Linked DNA regions of Homo sapiens: regions 1, 2, 3, 4 and 5 are each linked to region 6. Evidence: chromatin contacts called from ENCODE Hi-C or POLR2A ChIA-PET data. All regions are on one chromosome and are shown on one strand. Each heading gives the region's core, a stretch centred on a gene start or an enhancer-like site at or near the end of the contact. The rest is flanking DNA. Distances are from core to core; before and after follow the strand shown. Region 1 holds the start of FLJ38576 (a long non-coding RNA gene). Region 2 holds the start of TRAPPC11 (trafficking protein particle complex subunit 11). Region 3 holds the start of MFAP3L (microfibril associated protein 3 like). Region 4 holds the start of ING2-DT (ING2 divergent transcript). Region 5 holds the start of CENPU (centromere protein U). Region 6 holds the start of AGA (aspartylglucosaminidase).

Evidence for each region. Hi-C counts contacts between places; a loop is a spot of excess contacts on that map. ChIA-PET counts read pairs that join two places held with the same protein, here RNA polymerase II (POLR2A). Pooled maps may share reads with other maps.
Region 1: a loop to region 6 is called in a map of naive thymus-derived CD4-positive, alpha-beta T cell, with 21 times the contacts of the local background. The contact joins the promoter of FLJ38576 here to the promoter of AGA in region 6. A Hi-C loop is called at or near these places in 2 of 168 maps with a recorded cell type or tissue (both naive thymus-derived CD4-positive, alpha-beta T cell), 4 of 37 single-sample maps with no recorded cell type and 13 of 50 pooled maps.
Region 2: a loop to region 6 is called in a map of CD8-positive, alpha-beta T cell, with 7 times the contacts of the local background. The contact joins the promoter of TRAPPC11 here to the promoter of AGA in region 6. A Hi-C loop is called at or near these places in 2 of 168 maps with a recorded cell type or tissue (CD8-positive, alpha-beta T cell and naive thymus-derived CD4-positive, alpha-beta T cell), 2 of 37 single-sample maps with no recorded cell type and 7 of 50 pooled maps.
Region 3: a map of naive thymus-derived CD4-positive, alpha-beta T cell shows a loop between it and region 6 (29-fold over the local background). The contact joins the promoter of MFAP3L here to the promoter of AGA in region 6. A Hi-C loop is called at or near these places in 2 of 168 maps with a recorded cell type or tissue (CD4-positive, alpha-beta memory T cell and naive thymus-derived CD4-positive, alpha-beta T cell) and 8 of 50 pooled maps.
Region 4: a map of CD8-positive, alpha-beta T cell shows a loop between it and region 6 (30-fold over the local background). The contact joins the promoter of ING2-DT here to the promoter of AGA in region 6. A Hi-C loop is called at or near these places in 4 of 168 maps with a recorded cell type or tissue (CD8-positive, alpha-beta T cell, OCI-LY7 and naive thymus-derived CD4-positive, alpha-beta T cell), 7 of 37 single-sample maps with no recorded cell type and 14 of 50 pooled maps. POLR2A ChIA-PET finds 5 or more read pairs at or near these places in 3 of 52 experiments (T-cell, activated B cell and activated CD4-positive, alpha-beta memory T cell).
Region 5: a map of CD4-positive, alpha-beta memory T cell shows a loop between it and region 6 (27-fold over the local background). The contact joins the promoter of CENPU here to the promoter of AGA in region 6. A Hi-C loop is called at or near these places in 1 of 168 maps with a recorded cell type or tissue (CD4-positive, alpha-beta memory T cell), 1 of 37 single-sample maps with no recorded cell type and 6 of 50 pooled maps.

What each region holds. Positions count from the first base shown.
Region 1 is chr4:186,189,756-186,193,694 of GRCh38, reverse strand. It overlaps FLJ38576 (a long non-coding RNA gene), which reads left to right and starts at 2,205. Exons shown (of 1, transcript NR_046264.1): 1 at 2,205-3,939. CYP4V2 (cytochrome P450 family 4 subfamily V member 2) reads right to left here and starts at 2,128. Exons shown (of 11, transcript NM_207352.4): 1 at 1,658-2,128. The coding sequence starts at 1,871. RefSeq lists a silencer at 1,802-2,331.
Region 2 is chr4:183,657,831-183,662,113 of GRCh38, reverse strand. It overlaps TRAPPC11 (trafficking protein particle complex subunit 11), which reads right to left and starts at 2,821. Exons shown (of 30, transcript NM_021942.6): 1 at 2,667-2,821. It overlaps RWDD4 (RWD domain containing 4), which reads left to right and starts at 2,929. Exons shown (of 8, transcript NM_152682.4): 1 at 2,929-3,185. The coding sequence starts at 3,162. RefSeq lists silencers at 2,510-2,799, 3,170-3,379, 3,194-3,414 and enhancers at 2,146-2,933, 2,890-3,019, 2,934-3,722.
Region 3 is chr4:170,023,752-170,027,946 of GRCh38, reverse strand. MFAP3L (microfibril associated protein 3 like) reads left to right here and starts at 1,552. Exons shown (of 3, transcript NM_021647.8): 1 at 1,552-1,713. RefSeq lists enhancers at 327-466, 456-1,175 and silencers at 647-716, 1,175-1,574, 1,655-1,744.
Region 4 is chr4:183,501,724-183,505,913 of GRCh38, reverse strand. It overlaps ING2-DT (ING2 divergent transcript), which reads left to right and starts at 1,399. Exons shown (of 3, transcript NR_033995.2): 1 at 1,399-1,738. ING2 (inhibitor of growth family member 2) reads right to left here and starts at 856. Exons shown (of 2, transcript NM_001564.4): 1 at 547-856. The coding sequence starts at 718. RefSeq lists silencers at 1-514, 735-1,774.
Region 5 is chr4:184,731,093-184,735,345 of GRCh38, reverse strand. It overlaps CENPU (centromere protein U), which reads left to right and starts at 1,250. Exons shown (of 13, transcript NM_024629.4): 1 at 1,250-1,330. The coding sequence starts at 1,284. RefSeq lists a silencer at 1,244-1,303 and enhancers at 1,674-1,793, 944-1,810.
Region 6 is chr4:177,441,187-177,444,433 of GRCh38, reverse strand. It overlaps AGA (aspartylglucosaminidase), which reads left to right and starts at 1,997. Exons shown (of 9, transcript NM_000027.4): 1 at 1,997-2,185. The coding sequence starts at 2,059. It also overlaps a transcript of AGA-DT not described here. RefSeq lists enhancers at 1,332-1,411, 1,502-2,045, 2,872-2,951.

The DNA of each region.
Region 1 (3,939 bases), core at 956-3,455, 8.7 Mb before region 6:
GGCCTTACTAAATGCTTGATTGACAACTAAAGAACTTACTCTAACTGACTTCTAGACAGTGATCTAGAAACTTTGCATGCAATAAATTTAATCCTTAAAGTGACTCTGTAATATAGTCACTTTAACAAGTAAAGGAGAAAGAAAACCCTCTAAGTTAAAGAGTTTTAAATAATTTCTCAAACAACTTGGATATAGTGTTGGAAATTGAACAGTGGTTTTCCTGATGCCAAAATCCAGAATTTGTTGGTGGAATAAAAAGTCCCTTTGTAAAAGACAGTATTCGTCATTGTCTTCACTCTGAAAGTGACTACAAGGAGAATTACTTTAAATAGTCCAGTCAGCTCACAGGTTGTTTTGAAACAGGTCTTTATTCACTAGAGATTTTAATTACTGGAATCCCCAAAACAGTATGATGAGACTTCAGTATATTACTTTCCAGGGGTAGGGGATAGGGGAAAATCTATATTTTTGTACAGTTTATTTTTTAATACCATAAAGCCTTAGGACAAAAGGGGTGGTTAGCTCTGCTTTTAGAATTAACTGAGATGATTTTTACCAGTGTGATTTTCATATCTGTGTTGGATTACTTGTTACATCAGTCATGATGATATTTGGTTGGCAAAGAGTTCGCTTGATTTTTTTCTGTCAAAGTATTTTTAATATTTTGGTAAACACTCTTCCATGAGGCCTCATCTTGTGAAGTTGAAATTACAGCATTATTTTTATTAGAGAAAACAAGTGAAAATGAGAAAAAGTCCTTCAAGCTTTGGAGTTAGTTAATGCTCAGCCTGTAAAACGATTACTAACAAATAATCCCAGAGGAAACTGGGTTCTGGTCTGGGCCAATTTTAAAATATGCCATTTTGGGCAAATCTTCTCATTTCTGGGTACCTCAACGTAATCCCTGATGAAAATAAAACTCTGAGATCGAGTTCGCCCTCCCTGACAGGGAGTTGTAAATACCAGGTACTTTTGAGAGCTTTCTAACTTAACGTGATTTTTTTCCATCAATAAAATGTCCATCTCTGTTTTAAAACATGATTTTAATTAAAAAATTCACTCTTTAATAAACAAGGCGTTTGACACCCTCCAAAGAAGTCTGCCTGAAGGCCCTGCCGTCTCTTAATTGTTATTATGTAACATCCTTTAAAGGGCTAAAGTATGAAGGTCAAGCGGGAACTGAAGCAGCAGTCAAGTCTTGTGATGCCGGGAGGAAGCGTCCAGTGAATCTCTAGTCTCTTATTTTCCAAAGTGGCAGCGAGAGGAGGGCGGCTCTGGGCGTTAAGGTGTTGGCCAGTTTAAAACCGCTCTGTGCTCCCAGGGAGCTTCTGTTCCTAAGGCTTCCCAAGCCAAGGCAGGAGGAAACGGCAGGGCTTTGAGAGCTGAGCAGCGGTGAGGTGGGAAAAGACCGAGGGCAGGGGTTTGGAAATACCGCATCCTGTGCTACACACAAAGAAAATGCTCACTTTGGGATGGGGCACTAGCAGTGTCGGCGGGTGCCAAGGGGCAACGACTAGAACTGGGAGTGCATTCTCCACAGGGTGACAGGCTCCTCTCTCCTGCGGCCAGCGCCACAAGCAGCGGGTTCCTGGCTGATCGGAGGGTGGGAACGGGGCTGCGGACCCCGTTGCGCTCCAGGAGGAGCGCCGGCCCTTACCTCGCCCGTCCGGCTTCATCAGCAGCGCGTGGCCCACCAGTGGGTAGGCGCGGGCCACCGTGGGGATGGGCCGCATCTGCTGCCATTTCCGCGCGTAGCTCGCCACCCTCTGCAGCAGGCTCAGGACCAGACTGGCGCCGGCCAGGGAAAGGGCACTCGCCGCGCCCCACAGCAGCAGCTTCTGCCACACGAGCCCCAGCCAGAGCCCCGCCATCGCCCCGGCTGGCGGCCGCGGGGTGCACTCCGGGAAAGTGCGGGCCCGCGGGGGCGTGGTGCGAGGCGGTGCCGGCCGCACACCGCCCACTTCCCCGCGCGGACCTGGCGCGCTCCCCGCTGCGGGGTCGCCCGGTCCCCGGAACGACGTTTCCCGCCCGGGCGGCGGCCAGAGAGGGCGCCACGGGGCTGTTCCTGCGCCCGGCCCGGCCTACGCAGCACCGCGGCCTCCACGCCCCAGCCGAAAGCGAAAGACCGGAAAACGGTTTCCGGGCCCCAGGGCGTAGTGATTGCACTGGAGGCCCGGAGGCTGCGCCGGGAGGAGGCCGGCGACACTTCCGGCCGCCTCCGGATGCGGGGTCAGGGGCGTCGGAAAGGTCACCGCGGCAGCCCGGCGCGCCCCAGCGGGGCTGTTCTGAGGGTGCTGCGAGGTTGCTCTACGTGCGGGATTCCGCGGGCGGGCAGCCTGCTCTGGAGAGGAAAGGAAGGCGCATCCGGCTCGGAGCCCAGCTCTGCTGCGCATCGCTCGCTCCCTGCGCAACTTGCAGCCCCGGGAGGCGGGGCGCGTCCTGGCTCCCGCGGGGTCACATGGAGCAGCGGGCGCTGTAATCCAGGGAGGCTTTGGGGACACGTTAGGGAAGTCAGCTACCCGTGTGTGTCCGCTGGCCCACTGGGACACTGGGAGCTCAATGAGGTGGTTATGAGCCAGGTATTTTCCAAAATACGCACCAGGCACCAGACCGAGGAAGCCGGAGCCCCGGAGAGCACGCAGGGGCGGGTGGGAGAGGAAGGCGGGCGAGGCTGCTCAGCGGGTGCCGGGAGACCGCAGCCGCGGGGTACTCGCAGAAGAGCCAAGACCTGCCACCCAGCCCGGGAAGGGAGGGAAGGGCCGCGAGAGGGTGCCCCATTTCAGCCTGGGGAGACGCGTGTGCTGGCCGCCAGTCTCTCTTCCCGGCAGAGGGCCCCAGTGCTGACCCCAGCCCCTTTTCCACGCTCGATGCTTCTTACAAAGTGGCCGGGCGAGGAGTGTCGCTCCCCGAGAGGCCAGGCCCTTCCTAAACACTAAAGTGCCAGGAAGATGAAACTGAATGTCCTGGATGCCCGCTTTGCTTAATTACTAATTACGTTCGTTCACTCGAAGCCACTGCATAAGTTGGCCACAGCCACCTGCAGGGCCTCTTTAGTGCAGAGAAAAACATGCCTAAGGCTTTTCTCCATTTGAATTTGTTTTAAGTCATCTGCATGGGCTGACGTGAAATAGCAAGTGAACAAAACAAGTTGCAGAACGGAGTGTGTAAAGTAATGCCTTCTTTTGGAGAAAAGGTTTCTTTCTCTACGGCTCCACTAATGTCTGCAAGTAAAAATACTGATCAGCTCTATGGAGTGGGAATGAAGATGGGGAACTTACGCTTTTTATTTCATTCACGTCTACATTGTTTAATCACTTTAACACTTTAAAAAATAAATATGTTCACTTAGTATCTTTAAGCAAGTCTCATGGGCTTTAGTTTCCTCCTCTCTAAAGGGTTGAGGCTGAGCTATAATAAGGTTAATTACAGCTATAAAAGTAAACAATTTGTCTACATACTGGGGATTCTAAAATAGGGGGAGGAAGGAAGGGGAGTAATGGTTGAAAAACTGTGTATTGGGTACTGTGTTCCCTATTCAGGTGAGGGGATCAATAGAAACTCAAACCTCAGCGTCAGGCAAATTTAACAAACCTGCACATGTGCTCTTGAATCTAAAATTAGAAAGAAAAAGGGTTTGTCTGTATCAGTCTCTGCTAACCTCTGTGGATAAAACCAGGCGGGTAACATACAACCCCTCCCCTCCAGAAGGAGAGAAGGGAGATTGCTCTGGGCAGCAGTGAGTCTCGGCCTGGGCAGAAATGGTCAGAAATGCTGCAGAGCCAGGAGGGGTAAAATGAGCTCAGGGGGCAGTGAGGTGCCCCTGCCTGGAGCACAGGGTCCCACGCAGTGACAGGTGCAGGATGAGGTGGGTGGGTATGGAGCCAGCTTAAAGAGACCTGCACTGCCAGGCTTAGACGCTTTATCTTTATTTTGAAGGCA
Region 2 (4,283 bases), core at 1,572-4,071, 6.2 Mb before region 6:
TGAGGTTCTTTTAAAAGATAATCTATACCAGCATATTACAGAGAATTCAGGTAAGGCACAAGTGGCTCATGCCTATAATCCCAGCACTTTTGGAGGACAAGGCCAGAGGATTGTTGAGGCCAGGAGTTCAAGACTGGCCTGGGAAACATAGTGAGATCCTGTCTCTAAAAGAAATAAAAAAGAAAATAGCCGGGCATGGTGGTGCTCACTTGTAGTCCCAGCCACTTGGGAGGCTGAGATGGGAGGATCACTTGAGTCTAGGTGTTTAAAGTTACAGTGAACTATGATTGTGCCACTGCACTCCAGCCTGGGTGACAGAGCAAGATTGTGCCACAAAAAAAAAAAAAAAAAAAAAAGTTATTCCAAACAAAATTATCACTACATTTTAAATATAATCTTATTTGAAAAAGAATGTGTCATGAGGCTCTTTTAAAAGGTAATCTGGCCGGGCGCGGTGGCTCACGCCTGTAATCCCAGCACTTTGGGAGGCCGAGGCGGGCGGATCACAAGGTCAGGAGATCGAGACCATCCTGGCTAACATGGTGAAACCCCGTCTCTACTAAAAACACAAAAAATTAGCCGAGTATGGTGGTGGGCGCCTGTAGTCCCAGCTACTCGGGAGGCTGAGGCAGGAGAATGGCGTGAACCCGGGAGGCGGAGCTTGCAGTGAGCGGAGATCGCGCCACTGCACTCCAGCCTGGGCGACAGAGCGAGGAGACTCCGTCTCAAAAAAAAAAAAAAAAAAAAAAAAAGGTAATCTACACCAGTATACCAGTATATTATGGAGAAGTCTAACACAATCTTTGTGAAAAGTGAGGCACACTTAGGCTAATACCTAATCCCCAAAACATGGAATATTTTCAACTGAAAGGTTAATTTAGGAAAGACTATTAGTCTTCTCATGTTTACATACTGAAAGAACAACAGGTATTCAATAAATGATTTGCAAAGCTTGCCAGAAATGTCTACAACAGATTGTTTTAGAATTGTTTAAATATTTTTAGGACAGGATTAAGTTATGAGGGCAAAGGATTGCATGTTCAGAGAAAGAAACAGTCTAGTTCTGGGTAATGTAGGAATGAAAATTAAAAAGGGGTGACCAGGCTGGGTACAGCGGCTCACGCCTGTAATCCCAGCACTTTGGGAGGCCAAGGCGGGCGATTCACGAGGTCAACGGTTCAAAACCAGCCTGGCCAATAGGGTGAAACCCCGTCTCTACTAAAAATACAAAAATTAGCCGGGCATGGTGATGCGTGCCTATAGTCCCAGCTACTCGGGAGGCTGAGGCAGGAGAATGGCTTGAACCCGGGAGGCGGAGATTTCAGTGAGCCGAGATCGCACCACTGCACTCCAGCCTGGGCAACAGAGCAAGACTCCGTCTCAACAACAACAACAAAAAACAAGTGACCAAAATACAATACGGGCCCCTTTGCTTAATATGAACGAGTCTAGACTAGAGGCCATTTCCTGTAATAACTCCAGAGGCCCAAAAGACATAGCTGTGGTCTTTAAATATGGAGTTGAAATAAGAGGAACTAAAAATGACTGTCATCCAATAGAAATACAAGTCACATAAATAAATTAAAAATTTCTAGCAGTCATATTAAAAAGTAAAACGTGGATGGAATTCATTTTAATATTCAATTTAACGCAGTACAGTATGTCCAAAATATTATCATACTGACAATAATATAAAAGTTATTAATGACATATTTTACCTTTTTTTGTACTGAGTCTTCAAAATCTGGTGTGTATTTCACACTCACAGCACATCTCAATTCAGACTAGCCTATTTCAAATGCCTGATGTAGCTACTGGCTACAGAACTGGACAGCAGAGATCTAAATTATGGGAAATGTGTCCCAAAATTGCTGCACGAAAATTGTATCAGAAAGTCTTGCCACATTCTCCTATGTCACCTGAAATGGTCGTGCTTATTCTGCAGCAAAGGAATTTGAATGAGAACCCCGATAACGCACAGGCGCAGATCGAATGGATTTCAATGACAGGCTGGAAGGAGAAATTTTCAGATATCCAATGGAGCAACCAACGAAACTATACACGAAAGGAGGCGCAGCTATAGAAGGTGAATAATGGATGGGAGATCAAGTAATGCAAGGGAAGTAAACTGGAAACTAGCGTGAAAGATAAGAAAGGTGACCCAATCAAATTGGCAACTAAAAAAACCCCAAAACCTAATGTGGTTACTTTTTTTTTCTTTTAACTAACTGGAAGTTCAGGGTGTTAGGACACAAGGCTGCTAAGAATGGGATTCAGAGATGTTCAACTACAAAACGAACAAAAGAGGAACGACAGTGTGGGGACGAAATGATGTTTCGATGTTAAAGATGAGAAGCAACAATCCAACGTAGGAGAAACACCGTCCCCATGGTCCCAGTATCTGTTCTGGTAGCTCCAGTGAGGAAAGGTAGAGAAATAACCTTGCAGTCCCTAAAGGCAGATATCTTCCTCCTCTTATTCCCCCGTCTTAAACCTGGGAGGCCCTAGAAACGGGTGCGTCTTTCCTCGGGTCTAAAAGAGAAGTGCCAGGATTGCACCCGTCGATGGGATTGCAAAACGCAGGCCCCCAAACCAGCATTGTTAAGAGCTAGCTCTCTTCCTCGGCGGTCCCGCCTGGCCCCGCGGGTCTCCGGGCCCGGACTCACCCAGGCCCCACGCCCCGGGCCCGCTGCAGCTGAGGCCGGTCGCCGCCAGCCGGGAGAAGACGAGGGGAGGCGGGGGGATGTCACAGAACGCCGTGGCCCGTCCCCACCGCCGCAGCCCCACAGCCAGTTCCAACAGGCGAGACTTCCCTGTACCCACCTCCCCCGGCACAGGAAGCACTTTCTGGGCCTGAGTGACCGCGCTCTACACCAATCGCTGTCCCGGAACTTTACGCCGCTCCTCCAAGCGTCAGGGAGACGCTGCACTTCCCAGGCCCCACCAGCCGCGGCTCCGGCTCGTAGCCCACAGCCCACTGCCGGCGGCTGGGCGCTGCCGAGGCTCGGGGCGCGCGCAGTTGGCGTCTGCCAGTGCCAAGACTGTGCCGCCCCCACAGCCGAGGCGCGAAAGGGGGACGCCCGGCCTCTGGGCCGCTGCCTTCGCTTTCTCTTCGTTGTTGCGAACGCCGTCCGCTCAGGAGGCGCCCCGCGACCGGCGCGATGAGTGCCAACGAGGACCAGGAGGTGAGCCCCCCGGCTCAGGGCCCTCTCCCAGCGCGGGCGCGGCGCGCAGCCCCGGGCCCCCGTGAGACCTGGTGCCCGGACAGCCTGCCCGGCACGTGCCCTGTGCCCTCGGAGCCGGCCGGGGTGCCCCGAGTTCACCGGCGTCCCACCCAAGCGCGCGTGAATGGCCAGGAGTCCGCCTCTGCCACTCTTCCCCCCTCATTTTTCATTTTTGCAAATCCGGGAGTCTCCCCTGGTTACTTAATAACAGGGATGAGCGTCCTTGGTGCACGATCCAGTGCTCTTGGCTCTCCTTGAATCCCATGTGTTCAGTGCCTGTTTACTGAGTTAGGCTGATCACCTTTAAATTTTAGTCTGGTCATCTTTAAATCTCTTGGCTAGTAGAGGGCTAATTGAGTTAGTTACATTTCTCATGGAAGAAAATGACACTGGTGGTGCATCTGAGTTTCTGTCCATATTGTTTGGGGAAATCTTTTACCCATCTGTCTGTTTTGAGCATTCATGTACCACCTGAATTTATGGTTTATGCTCAAATATTTCCTTGTGAGATGCCATTTTGACATTGAATCATATAATATTAGAGTTGGGGGGTGGGTGCTACGGGCCATCTGTAGGGGAACCTTCTAACTTTGATAGGTGGGTCGATGATAGCCGCAGGGCTGCACAGTAAGTACGTGGTAGAATCGGGACTAGAAACCAGGTCTTATTGGGTGGTAGATAAGTTCACTGTTAATTTAAAGTATAATGCTTGAAACTTACTACTTTTACATGATAAATGTAATAGAATCTCTGGATTGGAAGTTAACCTTTAAAGGACCCAAAGTCCAACAAGCTAGCTAGTTGATATCTGAATCTCTTCTAAAATATTCTTGCCGGGTGAATTTCTAAGTGAATGCGTTAATAGCTTCTTCTCCCTGCAAAGCAAAGAACATACAGTGTAATGTTTCTCAGAGTTGGACCATAGTCCCCTACCTTAGAACCATTTAGATGGTTGCTAGAAAACAGATGCGTGCACTCCACCCCAGACCTACTGAATCAGAATTTCTGTGGTGGGCCCAGGAATCTCCAGTTTAACAAGAAAATTTCATTCTTCTTTCA
Region 3 (4,195 bases), core at 303-2,802, 7.4 Mb after region 6:
AATTTACGTTTCTCAAAAGGACAGCTGAAAAATTCCTTGAGCTAAAATGTGTTGCTATTCAAGATGCCATAAAACTAATGTTAAAATATGATATCTCATTTCAATCTTTTTGGGGGAAAAAATCAGGCTTTGACTCACTCATACGACAGATCCCACGCACCCACCCACCAACATGGCCCTTGGCATGGGCGACCTGCCCACGTGTCGATGCAATCGTGCCTCTCTAGAGCCCTGCTTCCATCCGTTTCCCGAGCTTCGATGTCGTGACGAGAGACCGCGGCTACATCAACCTTGGGCAACCAGATGCAGCCGCGTGCGGCAGCCTGGCACTGCCCGGAGCATGCTCAGTCGGGTCCTGACCCACTTCTGCAGGTCCGACCTCGGGGCGTGGGGTCAGAGGCACTACTTTGCCAGTTTGCCAGGAACAGAGAGGAGCAGAGAGACTGAGAGTTGCTAAAGCTCCTCTCTTGGCACAGCAATGCCTGACCCGGCGGCGGAACATGCCCAGTCTGGCTGCCGGAGCCGCCGGGAGCGTCAATGTGGAAAGTCCACCTTTCCGGGTTTTCGCAGCAACCCACCGGGAAGAGGGCGGTACGGGAGTAAAAAGGCCGGAGTGGGGTGTGGCCAAGAGGGCGGGCACTAAAAAGCCGGGGGAAGGAGCCTGGTCCCGCCCCAGAAATTGAGAGTCTCTGTTCTCTTTTAAAATTAAAAAAAAAAAAAAAAAAAGGGAGATAAGGAGGAGAAGAAGCCACTAACATTGCAGGATCGTGTAGCGAAACTTCTGTAGGTACTTAATAATTTTAGAGTACTCTACTTTTTAATTAAAAAATCAACTTATGGTTCATTAGAAAAAACGTGGAAATTACAAATAATATTTTTAAAGAAAATGAAAAAAAAATTCCTGGAACCCCACCACTCAGAAAGTCACCAGGGAACGGCCCGCTGGGTTTTTTTCCAGACTCTTCCATCTGTGGACTTTGCTTTAAGAGACGTTTAAGACTTACAGCGCAGTCGCCCGGGAAGGCCTGAGAAGCTTTCGGAAGCAAGGTGGTTTGCTCGTGATTGCATTTGATTGCAAGGAGACAGGGTAGGCTTGGGGGTGGGTTGACTGGTTCCCATTTAGCGCCCCAGGATGGGACCCTAAGAAGCCTTTTCCTGGGTGTCCTTGAACACGCGTGCGATGCGACGCCCACAGAAGTTGCGGTGGAAGCCCCGGGCGGGAGAGAGAGCGGAGTGAGAGTCCCGCGCTGCCGCGGAGGCCCTGGGCCTGCGGGTGTGGGGCTCTGGGGGCCGCCGAGGCCCGGCCCAGAGGCTGAGCGGACTGAATGCGGGACTCCCCGGCAACTACAGCCTCCGGTGGCTCCTCCGCGGGGCCGCTCCGCAGCACCGACTGGCTCGCGCCGCACCGCCCGCCCCGCTGCCCCCGCCCGCGGCTGCCGCGAAAACCCGGCGGCTACACCCGCGCCTCCGCGCCGCCCGGCGAGCCGCACTGGGCATGCTCGGCCCCGGCCGGCCCAGGCTCCTGTAGGTGGGAAGCTCCGCGCTCCCGGCAGCCGGCGGCGCAGCTCGCAACGCTGTGAGGCGCCGGCGGAGGCGGCTCGCCCGCAGTAGGCGCTACCGGGCGTCCGGCGCAGAGTGCGGCGCAGCGGCCGCTGTCGGGCTGGCCATGGCGAGGGGTGCACGGCGGCCACCTGAGTGGCGCGGCGGTGTCAGGTTAGCGGGGGCCCCCGGCGGGCCGGGGCGGAGGGGCACGGGTGGGAGCCAGCCCCGCACCGGGTCGGCGGCCGAGTCGGCGCCGGGGCCGCCGAACTTTCGGGTGTTTGGGCTGGCTGAGACTGCGGCGGAGGCTGCGCTGCGAGACGCCGCAGGGTCCGGGCAGCGGGCTCCAGGGGGTCGCAGGATGCTTCGAGATCCGTGCGGGGCGGGGGCTGGCCGTTTGGGGACTGCCGCATCCTGGGCTCGAACCGTAACCTTCCGAGGGCGAGGAGCGCGGAATCCACTGCCAGCTGCCGGCGAGCCTCCTAGGTGTCGTGGGGGAAGGGGACGCCGAACAGCCGTGGGGGCTTTCGCTGGGCTCTGGATCTCTCTCATCGCTGTGCCTCAGTTTACCCGGACAGGGAGGAGCGTGCGCTGGCCAGGGCTCCGGAGAACGTGAATGCGGGTTCCGCGTCGGGAGGGCGCCGTGTCCTGATGCCGCAGGAGTGCGGGCGGCTGTGGGTGCTGCGAGCCGCCGCCTCGCTACTGAAGCTCTCGGAGTTTGTCGCATTTGACTCCATAACAAGTTGACATCGAATTGCTTCATGGCGTGGAATGGGGAAACGTGCTTCATCGGATTAAAATACAGAGTGATTGCAGAACCGATTTATTTTAAGCTTGATCATTAAGCTGTCTTCTCCAGCCCTGAAAAAAAAACTTGCAAGCTTTATAAAGCAAGGTAGCAAAAAAAGGTTTGTAGGTGTATTATCTGCTCACATTGTAGAAAACAGTTAAGATACGATCGAACTGTCATTATTTTTAAGGATACTTAGCAGAAAAGTTTGGTTACTGTGGCAATCTTTATTTTGCGTTATCTTCGATTTAATGTTAAAAACTTGGAAACCGAGCATTGCAGAAGCTCAGTGTTTTTTGTAGTTTTCTCACTTTTGTTTCTAGATGAAACACATTTTTTTCAGTTGCTACTATGCTGAACATAGTAAAATCCTTCAAGATGAAATACAAGATGGAAAAAAATGTCGTTTCATGAGACCGTAAGTTATAACAGTGTAGTTCTTCTGACATTTTACTTACACAGAAAGTGCAATTTGTAGGTCCCAGTGTGGTTTCTACAGTTGTTTATTCCTAAAACATTTAGTACCATTAACACTATTAGGATTATTGTATCTAATAGGGGCAAGATAAACAATCCTGTTCTAGTGGGAACTAGTTCTGCTAACTAAAGCTAAATTCTCAAGCCTCTTTTCTATAAGTACCACTTAGTGGGTTCAGTTGTTTTATTCATTAAGCTTATTACAAAACAATTGTTTACATTCTTTATAGACCTTAATAGACTTTAGAAATGCATTGACTTTTCATTGAGTTGTGGGTAGGCTTTAAGGTTGGTGCTTGCTTGCAAGCCTGAGATGGCTCCAGCTCTAATTCTGGATACTCTCTGGGGTGATTTCCCCCAGTATAGAGTTGGCTCTGTCCTGTGATGCTGCATAACCGAGGTTTAATAATAGGAAAGGCTTGAAACATCCAGACAACAGCAGTAGCAACAACATGATTACCATTTTTATGAATTAGAACCTGCAGTCCCCCATTTTAGCCAAATAGTCTGGTTGGTGATGTTCACTCATCCTAAATTTATTTCTAAATACATTTATAGAAAAATAAGTTTGAAAACTCCAACACAAATATTGAATAATTGTGCTTCTCTTTTCTATAAAAATGCATCAAGTTTAAAATCTTTCATGAAGTACTGCCTGCATGTACACCTTATCCTGAACAGCAGGTCTCATATCCTCAGGTGACATTCCCCAGTAGAAGTAGCTAGAGTCTCCCCTTAGCCTTGGGTTCTTCCTGACCTGGAGGAAGCAGCAAGGCCTCAGTTTACTTTTTGTGAATGTGAGGTTTAATACAGATCAATAGGCCCCCTTCTCGATCCACAAATCCTAAGTACAAATCCTAAGTATTTTCTCAGTGTTAAGAGACACGATGAAATTTAATCAAAGACTTACTTACATACTGCCCTTGGCTTCAAAAAGTCCACATTTCCCTAACCTAAAACTCAAAAAAACAACAGGAGTTAGGTTGAAAAGGGGTTTTATTACTGCTCATGAAGAAAAAAATAGACTTTGTAGGCATGTTACAAAAAAAGGTGATCATTTCTTCTCTTTTGTAGTTAACTATTGGGTTCTTGCAGCTCACTTGCTAGGCACGTGATTTTTAGGTTTATTTCCATGTGTTTAGATTTCTAGACTGTATGATGTTGTTGGTGACATTAGACATTTACAGCAAATTACTCCCTTTAAAAATAGATCTATCCCCCAATCCCTGTGACCTTAATTTATCCAATTCCTATTTGGCTTGCAATTTAAATACTCGAGGCATTTTAAATTGTGCTTAATTTGGACTTTTTATTCTACTTTTTAATGCAAGAACTTTTAGATACTGGAATACAAATAAATATTGTAGCCAAGTTGCTTTTAACCTCAAC
Region 4 (4,190 bases), core at 150-2,649, 6.1 Mb before region 6:
AGCGGAACGGACTGCTCTCCTCCGGGCCGGGGCAGGAGCGCGGAGGAAGGCCCCCTCAGTCCGCCTCCGCGGCCTCTCGCCCCCTCCCCCCGCACGTTCCAAAGCACCCGCACTCCGGGGTGGGGGCGAGTGAGGTGGGGAAGCGCGCCCCGCAGACCAGCGGGAGCCCGGCCGCTCACTCCCTCCGACCCTTGCCCGGCTGCAGTCCCGGGCCGGGGCCGCAGGGTCTGCGGCACGGGGCGGGCCAGCGCCTGAACAAATGCTTGCTGCTTAAAATGGCTGATTCCCCTCAGCGGCAGCTGCAGCCGCTGGGTCTGCAGCGGGGGCTGACAAGCGGCCCCCACCCCCACTCTGGGGACCCCAGAGAAGTACTCGCCCACCGCGGGGCCACGGAGGGCCGCCAACCCGGTCTCCAGTCCTCCCAGTCCCGCTCGGCAGACCCTCGGTGCGCTCGGGGAGACTGTCACGGGAGAAAGGGAAGGTGGCACTCCCCCGGACAGGCTCCCCGCCACCGGCTCCCGAGGCCGGCAGCCCCGCGGCTCCTACCTTGATATTTGTTGTCCAGCTCTCGCAGCACAGACACGTTCCTCTGCATGTCGTGGGGCAGCGACTCCACGCACTCAAGGTAGTCCTGCACGTAGCAGGTGAGCAGCCGGCTCCGCTCCCCGGTCAGGAGCGCGGCCGACGAGTACAGTTGCTGCTGCTGCTGCCCTAACATCCTGCCGATCCGCGCCGTCGCCGCCGCCTCCGCATCCAGCAGCCGCACATGCACCGGCCGCGGCCGCCGCGGGCCCTCAGCTCAGCAGCCCGGCGCCGCGGGGACCCCGCAGCCGCTCGAGAGGGCACGGCCGCGCTCCCCGATCTCCACTCCCCCCAGAGCAGCCCTCACTCCCCGCCCCCGCAGCACCAGCCCAGGGGCGGGGCGAAACCGGGGCTCCCTCCTTTCTCCCCTCCCGCTCCAGGACCGGAGCAGTGGGGATCCCCTCGGCGGGGCCGGCGCCGGGGTCCCGGGCGCTGACACTTCCTGTCCCCCTCGGAGTCCCCAGATGCTACGAGTGCCGTCTCGCAGCCCGGATCCCCATGACAAGCCCGTCGCCGCCCGCCTGTCCCCAGTCACCCTCCGTGCCTCACGGAGAGCCTCCCGCTAGCCTGCCCCCGCCCCTCCGCCCGCGGCCGCCTCTGCGCCTGCGCAGCGCTCCCTGCGAATAAGGCCGGGGCCCGCCCCTACCGCCTACCGGAGGGTTCGCATTCTCCCGCCTTCGCTCCGCCGCCCGGGCGATTGGTCTGCCGGCTCTGGGCTAGCGGGGGAGGGTGTGGGGGGCGGCCAAACGGCAGGCCGCGCCCCGCCCCCCTTAAAGGGGAAGCCCGGGGAGCCAGTCTCTGCGCCTCGCGTCTGAATGGGACCCGGGAGGGGAGGCGGCTCGGTCCTTCGTGCCGTCCTCCCCGCTGGGAGGGGCAGCTCCAGCTCCGCTCGGCTCGCTCCGCCCGGCCACACCGGCTTTTTCCCCATCAGGCGGTCCGAGTGCGGCTCCTCGCGAGCCTGCAAAGGAGCAGCAGGCGGTTCCTTTTCGGACGACCTGGAGCGAGGCCTGCGGGACTGCGCGCCCCGGCGGGCGGCGTGCGGCTCCCGGCATGCGCGGCGGCTGCGTTCCCGCCGCCTCCGAGCTCGCCTGGGGCTGCCGCCCGCCTCCTGCCGGGCCCTCGGGCTCGCCCGGCACCGCGGGGCTTGATCAGGGAGGTAGGCGGTGCTCCCTCCGGCCCCCGGCGTCGTGTGCCCTGCGGGTTTCGTGGCCCTTCCCCTACGCTGGAATCTTCTGTGTCATTTAGGGGGAGGGGATGCGGGACGGCATCTGTTTGACAACGCATTGGTCCCACAGACAGCCTTTAAAAACAACTGCTTTTGGGGGGTGTCAGAACATTTAAGCACAGGACGTCGGTGAGGCTTCCTGGCGGAGTGGGGCACACGCCAGCTTTACGGGACTTTTTGCTCAGTCCTGCCCCAGGACTGCAATCGGAGGGGACCTGGGGCATGGAGGAGACGCGAGTGAAAACCTAGTCAGCGGGCGGGCCCTCGGCCCCATAATCTACGTGATCTCCTAGTGGGGTTTAATTTCGGTGTAGTGTAAATGAGATGTCAGGCAGAGGAGCTGATTTTAATTACAGATGGACATTTTTGAAAGAAATGGGTGCAAATAGAATGAATGCATGGATAATTTTAATGGAATGCCTATGTAAACAAGGCCAATTGTGAGTACTACCTTTGAGTTAAAATGTGAGTGAGTGGTGACAAATTTGGATCTTCTTAGATCCAGTTTGCAGCGTTGGTACACCTGAATGGTGACCTATTTAGAGCACTTTTGAAACAGCTGTTAATAGTAACTAGCCTTTGACTTGCAAAGAGAAATCTAGATCTTTATCTAGAGGAAATTTTAAATTTCAAACCAAAATAAAGCACTCCAGGCAATTTGACATCTTGGGACGTCAACTATTTCAAAGGACTGGGAAATTGTCTTGGGTTATTATCCTAGGACACTGAGGTTTGGGCCAGTATTAAGCAACCCAGACAGTACAGTGGATAGTATTTCTGAGAACATTCTGGGATTTTACTGTTCGTGAAATCTTTCGGCCGGGTCTTGTCAAAAAACCGCCACTGTGAAGAACTGAATTTTACTGGTTTTTACTTGAACCCTGCTATTTTTGTTTTCTCACAAGTTTGAATAAGCTGGTCTTTATCAAAGGCGCAAAATAATGTGGGGTGCCTTGTTACAGGTCAGACACCGAATGTACCTATGGATTTTATTCAGTCTGATAAGTGATCTGCAAGTAGATAAGAAATGTGTTTAGAAACTAGAAGGGGAAAAAGGCAAAGATGCAGAATACCTAGAGTACTCCAGAAACAGAGCAAGATGAGAGGAGGGATGAGCATGGGATAGGAGACATTTATAGCATTATTGTCACCTTTTATAATTCTGTTGAACAGGCTGGTAAAAAAGCAAAAACAATCCAAAGAATATTTTAGCTGGTACTGATCTAAAACTGTAAAACACTGTAATATGATAATATATGTATATGTATGAATTATTTTAGGCATGCTTTTCTTGCTATATTTATTTTAAGAGATTAATCTACGGCTTATTCTTGCCACCCCCAAAAAAAATCGCCACAAACCCTAAACCCAACTCTTGACCTTGGTTATTGAGCGCTGTCCTTCCCTTCTGAGTGGTCACTTAACTGGAAATATGGGGCCTCTTCAGATTGAATTTCTTGTCTTCTAAATGCAAAATTTAAAATCTCCCGTTCTCAGCAACTAGAAATTAATTTATGGTATTTAATCCTGTGAATAAAGCAAAAAGGCATTTTATTTGCTCTACAGTGTATTATCTACCATAAAGCAACCCTAAAAAAAAGATAAGTAACTGATCTCCCCAAATTAGTCTGGGATTACCTTGAATTTCTAAGTCTGACTTTAAGAGGTCCCTGGCAGGAAATGTGTACGCCTCCGTACCTGTCTCTTGGGGAGAGCAACAACTTCAAACTGGTTGAAAACAAACTGGCAAGTAATGGTGAAAGATTCCTAAAGATGCCTGCTGAGAAAATTCAGCTTCTGTTTGAGTCAGATCAAATAAATGAAATCCTTTTCTTTTTTCTACTTTTTAATATTTTTAAACTTTTATGGAAATTTTCAAAGGCAAAAGTAATACTACAATAAATCCTTATATACCGTCTACCCAGCTTCAACATTTAGCAACATATGGCTAAGATTATTTAATCTATAGCCCTTCACATTCCCTCACTCTTGCTGGATTTTTATCATTTTATCTGTAAATACTTTAAATATGAATAATATGAATAGGTAAAATATAATAGTTGTTTTTTGTTTGTTTGTTTTTGAGACTGAGACTTGCTTTTGTCGCCCAGGCTGGAGTGCAATGGGGCGATCTTGGCTCTTTGCAACCTCCGCCTCCCAGGTTCAAGCGATTCTCCTGCTTCAGCCTCCCAAGTAGCTGAGATTACAGGTATGTGTCACCATGCCCAGCTAATTTTTGTATTTTTAGTAGAGAGGGGGTTTCACCATGTTGGTTAAAGCTGGTGTGGAACTCCTGACCTCCAGAGATCCGCCCGCCTTGGCCTGCCAAAGTGCTGGGATTACAGACGTGAGCCACCATGCCTGGCCAAGATAACAGTTTTTT
Region 5 (4,253 bases), core at 1-2,500, 7.3 Mb before region 6:
AGCAAAACTCCAACTCAAAAAAAAAAAAAAAAAAAAAAAAAGAACTTACTCATGTAACCAAATAGCACCTGCACCCCAATAATTTATGGAAAAATAAAATAAATAAAAAATAAAAGCAATAGCTTTAGTAAGAAAGGGCACTTGCAGCATACCTACCAAATATCATATAAAGTTTAGAAACATACAATAATCAATACATTATTTGGGGCTATATCAAGGTAGAAAACCACAGGAATGATACACATAAAATCAGAAGAGTGGTTATTCTTTGGAGGAGGAGGATACCATTCAGAGGGGTACCCAAGAGTTATATATAAAAATGATCCATATCCCCATGTAGTGCTGGTTACACGGATGTTTGTTTTTATCTTTACATTACACGTTATATTCTTTCATATGCATGAAACGTAATATTTTTGTCGTAGTAAAATATACATAACAAAATTTAGCATTTTAACCGTTTTTAACTTTACAGTATTGTGGCATTAAGTACCTTCACCTTGTGCATCCATCCACCACTATTTCCAGAACGTTTTCATCATCCCAAACTGCTTTTGGTATCATATCCAAGAAATCATACCAAGTCCAATGTTATGAAGTTTTTGCTCTGTTTTCTTCTAAGAGTTTTAATTTTAGCCTTTATAGTTAGGTCTTTGATTCATTTTGCGTTAATTTTTATACGCGGTGTAAGGTAAGGGTTCAATTACATTCTTCTGCATTACACATTTTTAAACACAAACAAAATAAAAGAACAAAAGGAACCCTGTCCATTTACAAATGAAGGTATTGGGATAGCGGTAAAGTAACATGCTAAGCTCAGACAGCTGATAAAGGCAGCAGGGGCTGGAAGCCAAATCCTGTAGGCCTGGAAAGACGACTGCGGCCTCAGCGACAACAGCTGCGAACACGGGTCTCCACCCACCCTCTTACCTGCCCACGACTCAGGGACACTAGCTCCTCCCCTTTCCCCACCCCACAAGGGGCCGTCCCACGTGGCTCCCGGGCTTTCTGGCGCCGGAAAACTGGCGATGCGGGTGGGCGCGAAAGCCCGGAAAACTTTGGCATGTTTTGGACCGTAGGTAACTGGTTGTGCGGCATGGACTCCAGCTCCGTTGCGCTGTAATAACCAGACCCAGTTTTCCCTCACGCTCCAGGCCAGGGAGGAGCCCGGGGGCCGCTCAGGAAGTCCTGCGCACGCGCGCGTGCTCGGCCCGGATTGGCTGTTCGGAGCGGCGAGGGGCTTGGCGGGAGCTTCCAGTCGCTCGAGAGCGGAGAGCGGCACCATGGCCCCGCGGGGGCGGCGGCGGCCGCGGCCTCACAGGTCTGAGGGGTAAGTACTGCCGACCCTCGGGAGCGCGGGGCCGGAGACCAGCTTGAACTGCTTCCTCGCCTGCCGTGGTTTGCGCCTCCCGGCGCTGTTGGTGCTCCACTGTGGAGGTCGCCCGAGTGGCCAATCGCCCGGGTCCCCGGCTTCCTCCTCAGTCTAGTGGGGATAACAGTGATCCCACCTGCACGGGCCTGTCGGGGCCTAACACTGCCTGGCGGGTGGGAGAGACGTCAGCCAGTGTCGTGTCGTTTTGTGGGGAGGGGGAGTGCCGTCCAAAGTAGTGAGTCTCAAAGTGCTAGCTTGAAAGCAAAATATTCAGCAAATACGTATTGCCTGCGGTTTGCCAGACTTTGTTAGTGGAGTTTTATTCTCTGACTGGGAATCAGTTTTCTTATTTTGAAGACCCTGGTGTTTTCTTACTGCAAACCACAGACCGTAAACTGGAGCATAAATCCGGCTGGGGGACCGAGCTGCCGCTTGCGGTTCTCCAGGATGGCTCGAGCGGTTTTTGTTTACCAAAGAAAGCGAGCGTTTGGTCGGTTGCAAAACGCGCTCTAGAATGCTGGTCGCTGATTCGTTGGCGAATGGCCATCCAAGGCCCGGCCTGGATCTGGCGGGAAGGGTCTCGGCTTGCTGCAGACGGTGCACAAAGCCATACGCCAAGACGATCTGAAGAGAACAGGAGTTCCCCCGGGCCTGGGAAGGCTGCCTGGAGGAGGAGGTGCTGGTAGATGCGGGGTTAGGGTGGAAAAGCTGGAGCAGGACACCGCAGGTGGGTGGGGAAACCGAGACCAGACTTCTGTGGCCAGTGGAGGAGAATGAAGACTCCCCCAGTGCAAAAAAGGATTAGAAGAGAATGTCAGCCTTCAATGTCAGCTGAAAAGAGTTTATCTGAAAGGCTAGTGGTTTTTGTTGTCTTTTTTTATTTTTATCTTTTAACATTTTTGGGTTTGAGACTCATGAAATCTGTTCATGCCTCCTCCCAAAACACACTTACGCACATACAACAGAATTTTTTTTTTTTTTTTTTTTTGAGACGGAGTCTCACTCTGTGGCCCAGGCTGGAGTGCAGTGGCGCAATCTCCGCCTCCCAGGTTCAAGCGATTTTCCTGCCTCAGACTCCAGAGGAGCTGGGATTACAGGCGCTCGCCCCCACGTCCAGCTAATTTTTGTATTTTTAGTAAAGACGGGGTTTCACCATGTTGGCCAGGATGGTCTTGATTTCCTCACCTCGTGATCCGCCCTCCTGGGGTTCCCAAAGCGCTGAGATTACAGGCATGAGCCACCGCGCCTGGCCCAGAAATTTTACCTGTGGGTTGTCACAGAGGTTTCTGTCTCTCAGAAGCCCCACCTTGACTCCAGCGTAAGGCAAGGAGGAACCTTGACTTTTTTTCCCCCCCAAGAAAGGACAAGACAGCTCAAAGAGTTTAGGTTAAGAAGTTTATGTGGTCTAGTGTGTAGCTGGGTTTCTGTTACCTGGCTATGTGACCCTTGATAAGTCACTTAAATTTTCTGAATCCCGGAATCATCATCTATAAAATTGCCATAAAACCAATACTTGTCTTACCTGCTTCCTTAGGTTTCATGAATTAAATAAATAAATCGTGAACTTGTTAGAAATGCAGAATCCCAGACCTCACCCCAGAGGGACTGAATCAGACACTCCTGGGGTGGTGCCAAGCAACCTGTTCAACAAGCCCTCTTGAGAATTTTGATGACACTCAAGTCTGGGAACCACCGCTCTGAACAGTTTTCTAACTTTTTTTTTTTAACTGTGATTCACAGTAATGATGTTTTACATCACACTTAGTACACGTGTGCACACATCCACACATAAAACAAAAGGCTTGTGAACATAGTATATCCAGTGCAATGCTTCATTTTATATTTTCCTTTTTTATTGTTTGTTTTTTTAAAAATGCTGGCCTGGCAATCTTAAAAGACATTATAGGACAATTGATGTGATTTGGGTATGGACTGTAGATTAGATTATGGTATCAGTGTTAAATTTCTTGATTTTAGAAATTGTACCATGAATATGCAGTATAATGCCCTCTTAGGAAAGACATATTGTAGTATTTAGGGGTGGAAGTGCACAGTATCTCCAGACACACACACACACACACACACACACAGAGCACATGAGTAAAGGGCATACAGAAGGTCCTTGTGCTATGTTTGCAACTTTTCTGTGAGCTTGAAATTATATCAGATAAAAGGATACTAAAACATTGGTTTAGACTAAGCTGATTTTGCTGTCTACAAATGAGAAAAATATGGCTGCAATCTGCATGGCATATTTTAAAGTCTAATTATGTACTGTATTCTCCTGGAGTATCCCCCCCGTACCCTTGTACGATGCCTGGTTGGTGGAGGATAGTCTGTACATATTCACTGACTGCTGGCACTATTATTAGTAATAATGATATATAATCCTGCCACTGTTATTTCCCGTTTTTATTCTTGTCACCATTGTTACATTTGTTTTCTTGAAGCTTGTTGAAGATATATATACAACTTTATCATTTGAAGCTGTGGTCCAACTGAGAGAGTGTCAAGGGAGGTCGAGGGCAGGCCCTGGATTTGAACTGATGTAAATTTTAATGCAGGCTTGTCTCCCTCCTGGCTCCGTGTTGCTGTGGGCAAGCACACATCTGTAACATGGGATTCACTTCTACCTTATAGGACTGTTAGAATTAAATGAGAAAAGGACGTAGGAGAGCCAGGCACCGGATGGAGCAGGTGTCGGGGCTTAGCGTTAGCCTACCTCCCCTTTGTTCAGCTGTGCAGAGAAAGTCAATCACTGCTGATTGATTAAGGCCTCAGGGAAAAAGTTAACAGCAGGATTCCAACTTTTCCATGTCCCTGAGGGGGAGAGGTATGTTATTTTATACATTGGTGATAGGATTTGACCTATAAAAAATAA
Region 6 (3,247 bases), core at 748-3,247:
TCTACTTAAAATACAAAAATTAGCCGGGCATGGTAGTAGGCAGTAGCAATCCCAGCTACTCAGGAGGCTGGGGCAAGAGAATCGCTTGAATGCAGGAGGTGGAGGTTGCAGTGAGCTGAGATTACACCAGTGAACTCCAGCCTGGGCGATAGAGCAAGACTCCATCTCAAAAAATAAATACATACATACATACATACATACAAATATCCATGGAAAAGTTGATATATTGAGACCTTCTATCAGCCATTCCCACTATAGTGTAATTTAGCTGTTTCTCTGACAGGAATTTTTATTTAAGAAGAAAGAATTTGGAGAAATAGACATAGTAGGAGGTAACAGATCAGGCTCTTTCCACCAGAAGAAACACAAATACCTTAAAAAACAGGAAGAGGCTAGAGAGATCAGTGGGGTACTAAGACCAATTTTCCATGTATTGTATTTTACAATTTTTGCTAAAGGCATGTCCTAATTCCTTAAGGCTGCATAAAAATACTCAGCCCAGGAGCTAAGGAAAATTTACTCAGAGGACAATGTATGTTTTTCTGGCTTTCTTACCCTGTTTCACCCAAGTTTCCAGTTTCACCTGCCATTGGGTTATGATTACTCCAGCACAGATGACTTGTTCCTCTTCCAAACCCCATGAAAGGAACTTAGAAAATTTGTCTTTATTATATCTTTTAATTAACACTTCCCCAACGGGATAATGATACTTCTGGGCTATCTTATGTTCTTTAAATTATGTATTTAATTTCCTAGCAATCAATAAGAGCCTTGAAGGTTTTGTAAGTCTCACAACTCCTACCTAGTTTATATTTTTACATTTATTTATTTATTTATTTTTGAGACAGAATCTCACTCTGTTGTCCAGGCTGGAGTGAAGTGGTGCGATCTCGGCTCACCACAATCTCCACCTCCCGGCTTCAAGCAATTCTGCCTCAGCCTCCCAAGTAGTTGGGACTACAGGCATGCACCACCACGCCCGGCTAATTTTTGTATTTTTAGTAGAGACGGGTTTCACTATGTTGGCCAGGCTGGTCTCGAACTCCTGACCTCGTGATCCACCCACCTCAGCATCCCAAAGTGTTGGGATTACAGGCGTGAGCCATCGTGCCCAGCCTAGTTCATATTTTTAAAGTTTGTATAGATTTATAGATGCTTTTAAAAATTATGTGATTATGTGTCTTGCCTTGGCAACCTGGGCAGGCATTCCAGACACCCAAAGGGATTATTAGTTCATGTTCGCACGTCTGCCCAGCAACAAAACTGAGCAGCCTCCACCAAGCACGTAAAATCCCCATTCCTCCTCTTATTCATTTATTTAGCACTTAATAGTGCCAGGCAGGAAGGTAAAAATACATTTAAAAAGGAATGGAGGTAGCCGTCTTGCCCTGGAGGTGCAGGAAGCTGCACTTCAGTGTGCTAGGTAGAGGGTACATAGGCCGTTTCTGTTTTTCTTCCAGCTCAGGGATTTATAATGAGAGGAAGTGCTACAAAAAGCTGTGGTGCGAAAATGACGGACGCTATGAATGGAAAAAAAATCTAAAATCAATCCGGTCCTAAGCAAACACGCTTCACCTACACTCATAACTATTGCAGACCTCCGAGGCCTGGGATCCCCAAGAATATACTGAGTTTGACAAACTTTTCAACTTCAACTTTAAATTAAAAAGACAGTAAAAGAACCAAATCCATAGTACACAGCAATCGGCTAAAGTTCCTGGGGCCCTGCAACCCAGAGTTGAATAATTTTGTATTAAATTCCCAATATCAAGCTAAATCTATTTTAACCACAGGAAAAGCAGCAACTTGTCTGGCTATTTTAAAAATCTGAACAGCACTTAGGAAGAAGCACCTTAGCGCAGGGAACAGCTCAGTGCCCCGTGACACAACTCTCCCGCGGGCCCAGGGACGCCTCGTCTCGCGAGAGTTGAGGGACGCCTGAGCGAACCCCCGAGAGAGCGGGCGTGGGCGCCAGGCGGGCGGGGCACTGGGGATTAATTGTTCGGCGATCGCTGGCTGCCGGGACTTTTCTCGCGCTGGTCTCTTCGGTGGTCAGGGATGGCGCGGAAGTCGAACTTGCCTGTGCTTCTCGTGCCGTTTCTGCTCTGCCAGGCCCTAGTGCGCTGCTCCAGCCCTCTGCCCCTGGTCGTCAACACTTGGCCCTTTAAGAATGCAACCGAAGCAGGTGCGGGTTGGCGGCCTGGGCGGGCGGCTGCGCCGCGAGAGCTTGCGGGTGGGGATGACTAGCCCGCCCCGCTGCAGTCACCCGGCAGGGCGGACGGAAGAGCGCCGGGCTGGGCCGGGCCTCGCGGTCCCGCCCTCTAGGTCTTCCCGAGTCTCCAGCGCCGCTCAGTCTCTTGCAAGTGGCCTTTACTGCATCCTCCCCACCTACCGCTGTTGCATTTTAGGTCCTCCCTTCATGCAGCCCCCAGCGCAATGTATTTTCCACCCTGCTGCTGACCATAGTTATGGCCTTTGTGCTTTAATCAAGTAGCAGCTACGCTTTTCTGCCTGACAGTCTTTTCACGGGCTGTGTACGTCTCCACCTCTCGTTTCTAATCCTTCACTTCTTTGCAATTTTGTAGACGACTAATAGTGTCCCAGCCATAGCCTACTCTTTTCCCATTTACTTTTTTTGCCACGTGTTGTCATACTTTACCTGCCACTTAGAATTCAAGGTTCCAACCTTTGCTGTACATTCACACTATCTGGGGAGCTTCTCAAAAATCATCCTGCCGGGGCCCACCTCCTGTGACTGTGATCTAACTGCTGGAATCAGGGCCACTGTTTTTCTTTAAAAAGCTCCCTAGGTGATTTCGATTTGCAGACAGGGTTGAGAACCACTAAGCTAAGGTATCACCTCTTCCAGGAAGCGTTCCCTGACTTAACTGCCCTCGTGTCCAGAATGAGTTAGGTTCCTGCCTTCTACACCTTGTTAATAGCCTTTACGTACCATTATCTTGGCATTTTCGCATTGTACTATGCTTGTTTCTTTCATTTGCTTAATGACCAGAAGAGTCATTTTCAGACCCCTCCTCCTCCATCTGAGGTTGCTAACGTATTAACTTTCTAGGGCAGAATTGGCTCCAGAATTTGGTGGCAGTGCATACGATTCAGAGAAAATGAAGAAGCAGGCTGTGAGAAAGATATTCCCAGCCATAATGAGACGAAAAGAAATTGCATCAGCCTGGGCGGGGGACAGTTCTGTGTTTAAGTTGCCTGTATTGAAAGAGGGAACTTGCGTAAA